Linked DNA regions of Homo sapiens: region 1 is linked to region 2. Evidence: read pairs that join two places in POLR2A ChIA-PET (ENCODE). Cell type or tissue: MCF 10A. All regions are shown on one strand. Region 1 overlaps POU6F1 (POU class 6 homeobox 1). Region 2 overlaps TFCP2 (transcription factor CP2).

Region 1 (5,000 bases), 88 kb after region 2:
AAAATGTCCCCCAGAGCCAAACCATTTGGGAGCTAATTTCTCTTTGTTCCATCTCTTGGACTCAGTGCAGGGAGCGGCGGATGGCCTATCCTACAACTTGCAAGGATGTCCTCTTGGCAGCTAGGATCTTCGAACGTGGGTATGAGGGCTCCTAACATGGTATCCACAGCTTAAGTCGGGCCAGGAACCAAATCCCTCTTCACTTCCCTTGAAACCATCTGAAAGTTCCCCAAAGATAAAGGGATGGAAAATGAATGCTCCACAATGCTGAGTAACTTCTATCGCCCATGATTCCTTTATTTCGAAAACTCTGGAGTAAAGGCTCAGGATTTCCCTGCAAGCTAAATTCCTGAAACAAGGGTCAAGAATCCTGAAGATGCATCCTCTCCCTCTCTGCCTGGCACCGCTCCTGGACTGCAGCTTTTTTTTTTTTTTTTTTTTTTGAGACAGAGTCTCGCTCTGTCACCCAGGCTGGAATGCAGTGGCGCAATCTCGGCTCACTGCCAGCTCCACCCCCCCGGGTTCACGCCATTCTCCTGCCTCAGCCTCCCGAGTAGCTGGGACTACAGGTGCCCACCACCACGCCCGGCTAATTTTTTTGTATTTTTAGTAGAGATGGGGTTTCACTGTGTTGGCCAGGATGGTCTCGATCTCCTGATCTCGTGATCCGCCCACCTCGGCCTCCCAAAGTGCTGGGATTACAGGTGTGAGCCACCACGCCCGGCCTGACTGCAGCTTTTTATCCTGTGGCCCTGTGGCTCCAGTCCTGCCACCTGCTGTGGGCATGCTCAGACTTCAAGGGCAATCTCCATGCATGAGCGATGCAGGCGGACCCTGAGCCTCCTCAGAACACTCAGTCTCCCTCCCCTGCCCAGACGACACACACTAGCTCTTCATCACCAGCACGGAAACCCTGCCAATTGGGCCATTCAAGAATCAGAGACAAAGTCTGTAAATTAAACAGCTTTGTGTCAGGCCTCTGTGCATTTGGCCTGTGCCTGAAATCACTCTCACAACACACTCTTTGAGCCTGAAAGTGGATCCAGTCGGAGGCTGTGCTGGAAAAAGTGACGATGTGACCCATCAGCAGAATATGAGATGAGTGAAATACATCCCCAAAGCAGCTCTTGTGCTGCCCCAGCTTGCCCTATGAGGGGCTTCACTCCAATTACATTTTCAGAGAAATTCATCTTTTCTTTTCTTTCTTTTTTTTTTTTTTTTTGTAGACAGAGTCTCGCCCTGTCACCCAGGCTGGAGTTCAGTGGCGCGATCTCGGCTCACTGCAAGCTCCACCTCCTGGGCTCACGCAATTCTCCTGCCTCAGCCACCCAAGTAGCTGGGATTACAGGTGCCCACCACCACGCCCGGCTAATTTTTGTATTTTTTGTAGAGACAGGGTTTCACCATGTTGGCCAGGCTGGTCTCGAACTCCTGACCTCAGGTGATCCACCCACCTCGGCCTCCCAAAGTGCTGGGATTATAGGTGTGAGCCACCGTGCCTGGCCTTTTTTTCTCCTTTTAAAAAATGGGCCGGGCGCGGTGGCTCACGCCTGTAATTCCAGCACTTTGGGAGGCCGAGGTGGGCAGATCACGAGGTCAGGAGATCGAGACCATCCTGGCTAACACGGTGAAACCCCATCTCTACTAAAAATACAAAAAATTAGCCGGGTGTGGTGGTGGGTGCCTGTAGTCCCAGCTACTCGGGAGGCTGAGGCAGAAGAATGGTGTGAACCCGGGAGGCGGAGCTTGCAGTGAGCCGAGATTGCGCCACTGCACTCCAGCCTGGGTGACAGAGTGAGACTCCATCTCAAAACAAACAAACAAACAAACAAACAAAAAAGATATAAGTAATAGTAATTTGCAAAAAAAAAAAAAAATTAGAAAATATGTGTAAGCAAGAAGAAAAACTAAGGAGTAAATTACCTGATGTTCAAACCTTTCCCCATGTAAACTTAAACATATTATGTACACTTTGATTTTACATCTTAAAGTCACAGCTTAACTCCCCAAACCCAGGCCCTGAGAAATCCTAAATGGCAAGTACCTCTGGACAGGTGAAGTGATGGTGAACCCTGGTAAGAAACAGAGAGTGAAGGGCCCTGTGGAGTCCTCCTCTGTTGCCCACACCCCTCACTCCATCACCCTTACCCCCCCACTTCCCACCCCAGAAGATACCTGCTCATTGACAGTCAGAGATGTCTCTGACCCGGCTCCAGGATCCATGGTCACTTGTCAGGGTCGGGTGGGGGCCGGCCCACACCTAGCACATCCTGGGTAAGATGGGATTGGAAAGGCAAAGGGTGATGTGACACAGTAATACAATTTCTATACCATCTAGAAAAGTCAGAATAGAATCACAGAAGACAGAGAAGTTAGGTTCTCCCAAGTATCTGTAGAGGTTAAAAAAAAAAAAAAGGATTCTTTTTTTTTGAGACAGTTTCACTCTGTCGCCCAGGCTGGAGTGCAGTGGCACGATCTGTGCTCACTGCAGCCTCTGCCCCTCGGGTTAAACCAATTCTCCTGCCTCAGCCACTCGAGTAGCTGGGATTACAGGCATGTGCCACCACGCCAGGCTAATTTTTGTATTTTTAGTAGAGACAGGGTTTCACCATGTTGGCCAGGCTGGTCTTGAATTCCTGACCTCAAGTGATCCACCCGCCTCGGCCTCCCAAAGTGCTGGGATAACAGGCATGAGCCACTGCACCTGGCCAAAAAAAAAAGATTATGTTGCATTTCCTACAGCATCCTAGGAGAATCTACACTCAGTAGTACCAGGAACATCTGGGCTTAGGGTGAGGAGAGTAAAGAAAGGGCAAGATATCTGTCCCTGGGGCCTCCCCAGTCCGGTGGGAGAGCACACCCAGCAGAACCCAATGGGAATCTGACCCTGACCCTCAGAACCTTAGACTTAGGTAAGGAGCAAGGGAGAAATCTGGGCAGACTTCCTGGAATAGATGGTAAAAACATAAATTAAAGTGCTCTCCAACTTTAATATGCATGATCATCACCTGGAGCACTTAGTAAAAATGTTAGTATTTATATCAATTAAAGTACAGAGTAGAGTGGGACTCAGTCTCACTAAATAAATAAAATACAGAGTAATAATTTAAAAATAAAAATGTAAATGCAGACCCTTAGACCTTTTCACCCAACTACTCTCAGAGAGTCTGATTCAGTGGGTGAACATCACAGAATCAGCTCTCAGGTGACTCTGTGACAGTGGCCCAAAGACCACAGTGGCCTGTAACAGAGGAGGTGGGACATCCCAGATGGTGGAACAGCCTGCCCTGTGCAGTGAGGAGTGGGTGAAGCCCTCATGTGAGGACAGGTTGTCTGACTAGAGCCACAAACTACAGTCGTAAGAAATAAAGAAAATAGGTTGGGCGCAGAGGCTCACGCCTGTAATCCCAGAACTTTGGGAGGCCAAGGCAGGAGGATCACCTGAGTCCAGGAGTTCCAGACCAGCTTGGGCAACATAGTGAGGCCCTGTCTGTACCAAAAAAAAAAAAAAAAAAATTAGCTGGGCATGATGGCGCATGCCTATAGTCCCAGCTACTCAGGAGGCTGAGGTGGGAAGATCGCTTGAGCCTGGGAGGTGGGAAGATCGCTTGAGCCTGGGAGGCAGAGGTTGCAGTGAGCAGTGAGTGGTGCACTCCAGCCTGGGTTACAGAACCAGACCCTGTCTCAAAAAAGAGAGAGAGAGAGAGACAGAGAATCAGGCAAATAGCTTTAGACACTTTTAAAGGAAAAAAAGCAATTGACATTTATTTCGAGTGCATATTGTATGCTAGACATTTTATATAACACAATTGCTTGCTGTATTACTCATGCCAACCCTGGGGGCGTGGGGAATGGGAGGCATTATTATCCGCATGTTACAGATGGTGAAACAAAGCCCAGAGGGGTGTTCTGGATTCACCTTTCCTTTCTGCTATGGTCTGAATGTGTCCTTCCCCGCAAATTCATGTGTTGAAATGCTAATCCCCAAGGTGGATAGTATTAAGAGATAGGGCCTCTGGAAGGTAATTAGGAATGGGATTAGTGCCCATATAAAAAAGAACCAAGGCTCATGCCTGTAATCCCAGGACTTAGGCAGGTGGACTGCTTGAGCCCAGGAGTTCGAGACTAGCCTGGACAACATGGTGAAACCCCGTCTCTACAAAAAGTACAAAAAGTAGCTGAGCGTAGTGGTGCATACCTGTAGTCCCAGCTACTCAGGAGATTGAGGCAGGAGGATCACTTGAGCCCAGGAGGTTGAGGCTGTGGTGAGCAGTGATTTCGCCACTGCACTCCAGCCTGGGCAACAGAGAGACCCCAGTGTGAGAGAGATACTTTCACCCTTTCGACTATGTGAGGACACAGCAATAAGGCTCTGTCAGTGAGGAAGTGGGTCCTCACCAGACAACACCACCTTGATCTTGGACTTCCCACCTTCAGTACTATGAGAAATAAATTTCTGTTGTTTAAAAGCTACCCAGTTTATGGTATTTTGTTATAGCAGCCCAAACAGACTACGATAAATTCACATCCCATACAATTAACCATTTTAGCCACTTTAAAGTGCTCCGTACAGTGGAATCTGGTGGGTTCACACTTGTGCCACCATCACCACTGTCTAGTCCCAGAACATTTTCATCAACCCAAAAGGAAACTCCATATCCACTAACAGTCATTCACCTTCCACTGCCACCGCCCAAGCCCTGGCAACTACTGATGTGCTTTCTCTATGGGGTTCCCTATTCTGGATATTTCATGTAAATGGAATGATAGAATATGTCGCTTTGTGTGTCTAGCTTCTTTTACTTGGCATGTTTCCAAGGTTCATCCACATTGTAGCATGTGTCAGAACTTCATTCCTTTTCATGGCTGAATAGTATTCTATTGTATGGATACACTATATTTTGTTTATCCATTCATTAGTTGGTGGACATTTGGGTTGTTCTACCTTTTGGCTATTGCAAATAGTGTATTATGACTATTGGGTATAATTTTTTTTGAAC
Region 2 (5,000 bases):
AAAGGATACAACAAAATCAGATGATAACAAGACCTCTTGAAAATCAGTGCTGACAAAGAAAAACTAGCAGGATTCACTGCCAGTTTGTTTCTAAACGCAATCTAAAATTATTTTTCTTAAGATCTGTTTCACTCTAAAACCCATACCATACTAAGTGCTATTTCAGGATAAAATTTTATAATTTCTCAGATATAATCTTTTTTTTTTTTTTTGAAACAGATTTTGCTCTTGTTGCCCAGGTTGGAGTGCAATGGTGTGATCTCGGCTCACCGCAACCTCCACCTCCCGGGTTCAAGGAATTCTCCTGCCTCAGCCTCCTGAGTAGCTGGGATTACAGGCATGTGCTACCACGCCTGACTAATTTTGTATTTTTTGTAGAGACAGGGTTTCTCCATGTTGGTCAGGCTGGTCTCAAACTCCCAACCTCAGGCGACCCGCCCGCCTCAGCCTCTCAAAGTGCTGGGACTATAGGCGTGAGCCACCGGGTCCAGCCAATTTCTCAGATAGAATCTTTATAGTTAACTGGTACCATATTTAAAACTTGGCTTAAACTTCAGTCCGATGGTAACTAGGAATAAAGTACTCCTGTCTGAAGCGTTTCTGCACACCTCTTCTGTTATACCACGGCCTATCTGGCTTAGCTCTTCAGATGTATATGAAAAACTCACCAACTCCCCCGCTTGCTAACCCACCATACAACCTGTAAACACTGAGGGTAGGTAGAGCCTGTTTCCATCAACTTTCCTTTTGTTACTCTTACTTTGTAGAAGTGCCTATTAATTCCTCCCACCACCTTTTGACAAAACTCCTCTGTTTCAACTGTGCTGTGAATTATCAAAATCCTAACTGTTAATCTAGACTAAGAGAACTGCTCTTCATCAAAGTAGCTTCTGTTTTCCTTGCTATAAGACTAAGTATCAAAAAAGACACTGAGGCTTCTCTAAAGATCTCAAGGAGGTTACTTTACTCCACCCAAAAGAACTTCACTGAGCCAGGGGTGATTACCCTGGACAGGGAGTGGTAAGCGTTCTATTTCTGCAGCTCTGAAAAATTCATGTGAATACTGGGGCTTACTCTGACCCCAAAGAAATAACACATCAGCTTACTACTCTGCCAACAAATTACTGCAGGCAAGAGATACCATTAAGCCATTGGAAGCAAAAGAACATTAACAACAACAACAAAATTTAAAATCCCAAAAGGATTAGTAAAAAATATTGTACAGAAGAATGATTTATTCGTTTTACCTTCACCAATTTGCCATTAATTTCTGGAAGTTCTCCAAGTTTCCTATTGTCTAGCATTCGAATTTCATAAGACTGTCCTAGAAGAAAAAGTAATTACATATTATATTCACCACAAATTAACTTTGCTAGATTCGGAAAGAATAAAATTCAGTTGGTTGAATATACAACAGTATAATAATATTATTAGTATTAGTAACAACAATCAGAAGCCTTTACAAGATGCTCAGCACTGTGCTAAGTATTGTCACATTATCTCATTTAACTGATATACTTTTCTAAGGTATTATCAATCCCATTTTACAGACAAAGAAATTGAAACTTAAAAGAGTTTTAGCAACTTGTCCAAGGCCACACAATTGGTAAATAATAGAGCCAGGTAGAGTAATACTTCTCAGACAGTAACCAATGGGAGTGTCTAGGGAATATGATTAGGAAGAGGAAGCTGGACACTAAAAATGGACAGCTAAGCAAAAGAAGCTAGTAATAGATATCAAGTATGACATTAGAACTCAAATCTCTGAAGTAGGACTTCTAGTTTGATAGGCCACACTAGAAAGATCTAAGTTTTTACATATAAGTGTACCTAATAAAACATCATAAATGGCCGGGCACGGTGGCTCACGCCTGTAATCCCAGCACTTTGGGAGGCCAAGGCAGGCGGATCATGAGGTCAGGAGATCGAGACCATCCTGGCTAACACGATGAAACCCTATCTCTACTAAAAATACAAAAAAATTAGCCGGGTGTGGTGGCGGGTGCCTGTGGTCCCAGCTACTCAGGAGGCTGAGGCAGGAGAATGGTGTGAACCCGGGAGGCAGAGCTTGCAGTGAGCCAAGATGGCGCCACTACACTCCAGCCTGGGTGACGCCGTCTCAAAACAAACAAACAAACAAAAAAATCATAAATACAGTAGGTCTGCAATAGTACTAATGAATGAGGAAGCATCTAACCTTGATTGAGATACGTTAGGGTTTCATCATGGAGTTTCACTGCTGGAGAGGTAGCAGCACAAAGCACATATTGAAAAGGCAGGATTTTATTCTCATTATCAGGAGGCAAACTCGACTCTTCTTGCTTAAAAATGGGCAATGCAAGGACATCACTAAAATAAAACAAATGACTCACATTAATACCTGGCAATGGTGCAAACGCAGGTTTATTGCTGAATGATTTAACTGCAATGCTTTGGAAAGCCATAAACATTACTCACCTTGGTGGAGTTTCATCCCAAGAATTCCATTTAGATTACCTGCTGTGATATCCCCCTGACCACAACAGTGTGGGTGATGACAGATATTCACTGCTAAAACCACTAAGTGTTAAAGAGAATGTTTCTAGGAATCATAGACAGGGGTTCCTAAAAGGACTGTGGAAATTATAAACAGAGTTCTAAAATGTATAAATCTAGGACATTCAGTAACGTCTTCATTCTCAGAAAGGCAACAACTATACTATCTATATAACCATATCAGCTGATTTACTATAAGGACTAAAATAACTTCTACAATTCCTTAGAAGCCACGTGAAAAGGACAAATCAATAACGAGTATATATTTCAAGGTCATCTTACATTCTGTGGAATAACAACTAATATTGAGATGTTCCTACAAGCCATTTCCTCTAAGAAAAAGCTTTTTGTATCTATCAGTTTATCTAAACTTGCAAACCAAAGACACATACCCATCCTTTGTCAGTGGGAATGTAAAACCACACTCTCATCCTTTTGTCAGTAGCAATGTACAATGACATAAAACAGTTTAGGAAAAGGTTTGGCAGTTTTTTATAAAATTAAACATGCAGTCAGGCACAGTGGCTCATGCCTGTAATCCCAGCAATTTGGGAGGCCGAGGTGGGCGGATCACCTGAGGTCCGGAGGTGGAAACCCGCCTGACCAACATGGCGAAACCCTGTCTCTACTAAAAATACAAACCTAGCTGGGAGTGGTGGCGCATGCCTGTAATCCCAGCTACTCAAGAGGCTGAGGCAGGAGAACTGCTTGAACCCGGGAGGTGGAGGTTGTAGTGAGCCGAGATGGTGCCACTGCACTCCAGCCTGGGCAACAAAGGCGAAACTCCATCTCAAAAAAAAAAAATTAATTAAAAAAATTAAATTAAATTAACCATGCATCTATTGACCCAGCAATTCCACCCATTGGTACTTATCCAAGAAAAATGAAAATGTAAGTCCACCCAAGACTTGTTATAAATGTTCACAGCATAAAAGCAAAAACTAGGCCAGGTGCTCACGCCTGTAATCCCAGCACTTCGGGAGGCCGAGGCGGGTGGATCACCTGAGGTCAGGAGTTTGAGACCAGCCTGGCCAACATGGTGAAACCCTGTCTCTACCAAAATTACAAAAATTAGCTGGGTGTGGTGGCGCATGCCTGTGGTCCCAGATACTTGGGAGGCTGAGGCAGGAGAATCACTTGACCTCAGGAGGCAGAGGTGCAGTGAGCCGAGATCGTGGCACTGCACTCCAGCCTGGGCAACAAAGCAAGACTCTGTCTCAAAAAAAAAAAAAAAAAAAAAAAAGAACAACAACAACAACAAAAAAATAAAAACTGGAAAGAACCTAAATGTTCATGAGTAAGAGAACGGATGTACAAACCATGGTATATCCATACAATGGACTACTCAGTGAAACAAAGGAATGCAACACGGATGAATCTCACAGATATAATGCTCGACAAAAAAAGCCGGACACAAAGAATGTGTAATGCATGGTTCTGTTTATATGACAGTCTAAAACAGGCAGAGCCAAAGAGAACAATGGTTTCCTGGTGGGGCAGGGGATGACTTGGAAGGTATATAAGGGAACTTTGTAGGGAGATAAAAATGTATTATACTATGATAGGTCTGCTACGTGGTTGTAACTGTAACAGCTTATTTTTGCATCTCATTGTATATGAATTTTACCTAAAAAAAAAATTATTGATTAGAGGATGGGGAATAGGTAGAAGTAAAAATAATAAAAGAGGGCTAGGTGTGGTGGCTCACGGCTGTAATTCCAGCACTTTGGGAGGCCAAGGCAGGCAGATCACTTGAGGCCAGGAGTTCAAGACCAGCTTGGCCAACATGGTGAAACCCCATCTCTACTATTAATAAAAATACAAAAATTAGATGGGTGTGGAGACACACATCTGTAATCCCAGCTATGTCAGAGGCTGAGGCACGAGAATCACTTGAGCCGAGATTGTGCCACTGCACTCCAGCCTGGGCGACATAGCGAGACTGTGTCTCAAAAAAAAAAAAAAAAAAAAGGTAAAAAGAGTAGTAACATGTTAAAGCAAGGTGATGAGTACAAGAGGGTTCATCATATTATTCTGTTTACTTTGTATATGTTTGAAATTTTCCACAGTAAAGTTTTTTTTAAAAAAGAAAAAATATATATAGGCCACAGAGTACTTCTGGGTACAAAAGAAAAGGAACAGGGTACATGAAATAAAAGAAACAATTAAGATTCCCTTGGCTAGGCACGGTATGGCTCATGCCTGTAATCCCAGCACTTTGGGAGGCCAAGGGGGGCAGATCACTTGAGGTCAGGAGTTTGAGACCAGCCTGGCTAGCATGGTAAAACCCCGTCTCCACTAAAAGTACAAAAATTAGCCGGGCGCGTTGGCGCGCGCCTAGTCCCAGCTACTTGGGAGGCTGAGGCAGGAGAATTGCTTGAACCTGGGAGGTGGAGGTTGCAGTGAGCCAAGATCGTACCACTGCACTGAAGCCCGGGAGACAGAGCGAGACTCCATCTCAAAAG

What was found. ChIA-PET counts read pairs that join two places held together with the same protein. Peaks named below come from ENCODE experiments on the same cell type or tissue, not always from the same donor. Only the 100,000 strongest peaks of a DNase experiment are listed, where the experiment ranks them.
Region 1: POLR2A ChIA-PET joins it to region 2 with 6 read pairs; 16 of 35 experiments call an interaction of 5 or more read pairs at or near these places.

What each region holds. Positions count from the first base shown.
Region 1 is chr12:51,204,614-51,209,613 of GRCh38, forward strand. POU6F1 (POU class 6 homeobox 1) reads right to left here. Exons shown (of 11, transcript NM_001330422.2): 2 at 2,176-2,270. The coding sequence starts at 2,223. Among named protein-coding and RNA genes, the nearest start is that of POU6F1, 11 kb to the right of the region's middle. In MCF 10A, no CTCF peak of the experiment used is centred here; no DNase peak of the experiment used is centred here.
Region 2 is chr12:51,116,424-51,121,423 of GRCh38, forward strand. It overlaps TFCP2 (transcription factor CP2), which reads right to left. Exons shown (of 15, transcript NM_005653.5): 2 at 2,198-2,349; 3 at 1,248-1,324. Among named protein-coding and RNA genes, the nearest start is that of CSRNP2, 35 kb to the left of the region's middle. In MCF 10A, no CTCF peak of the experiment used is centred here; a DNase peak (open chromatin) is centred at 2,448.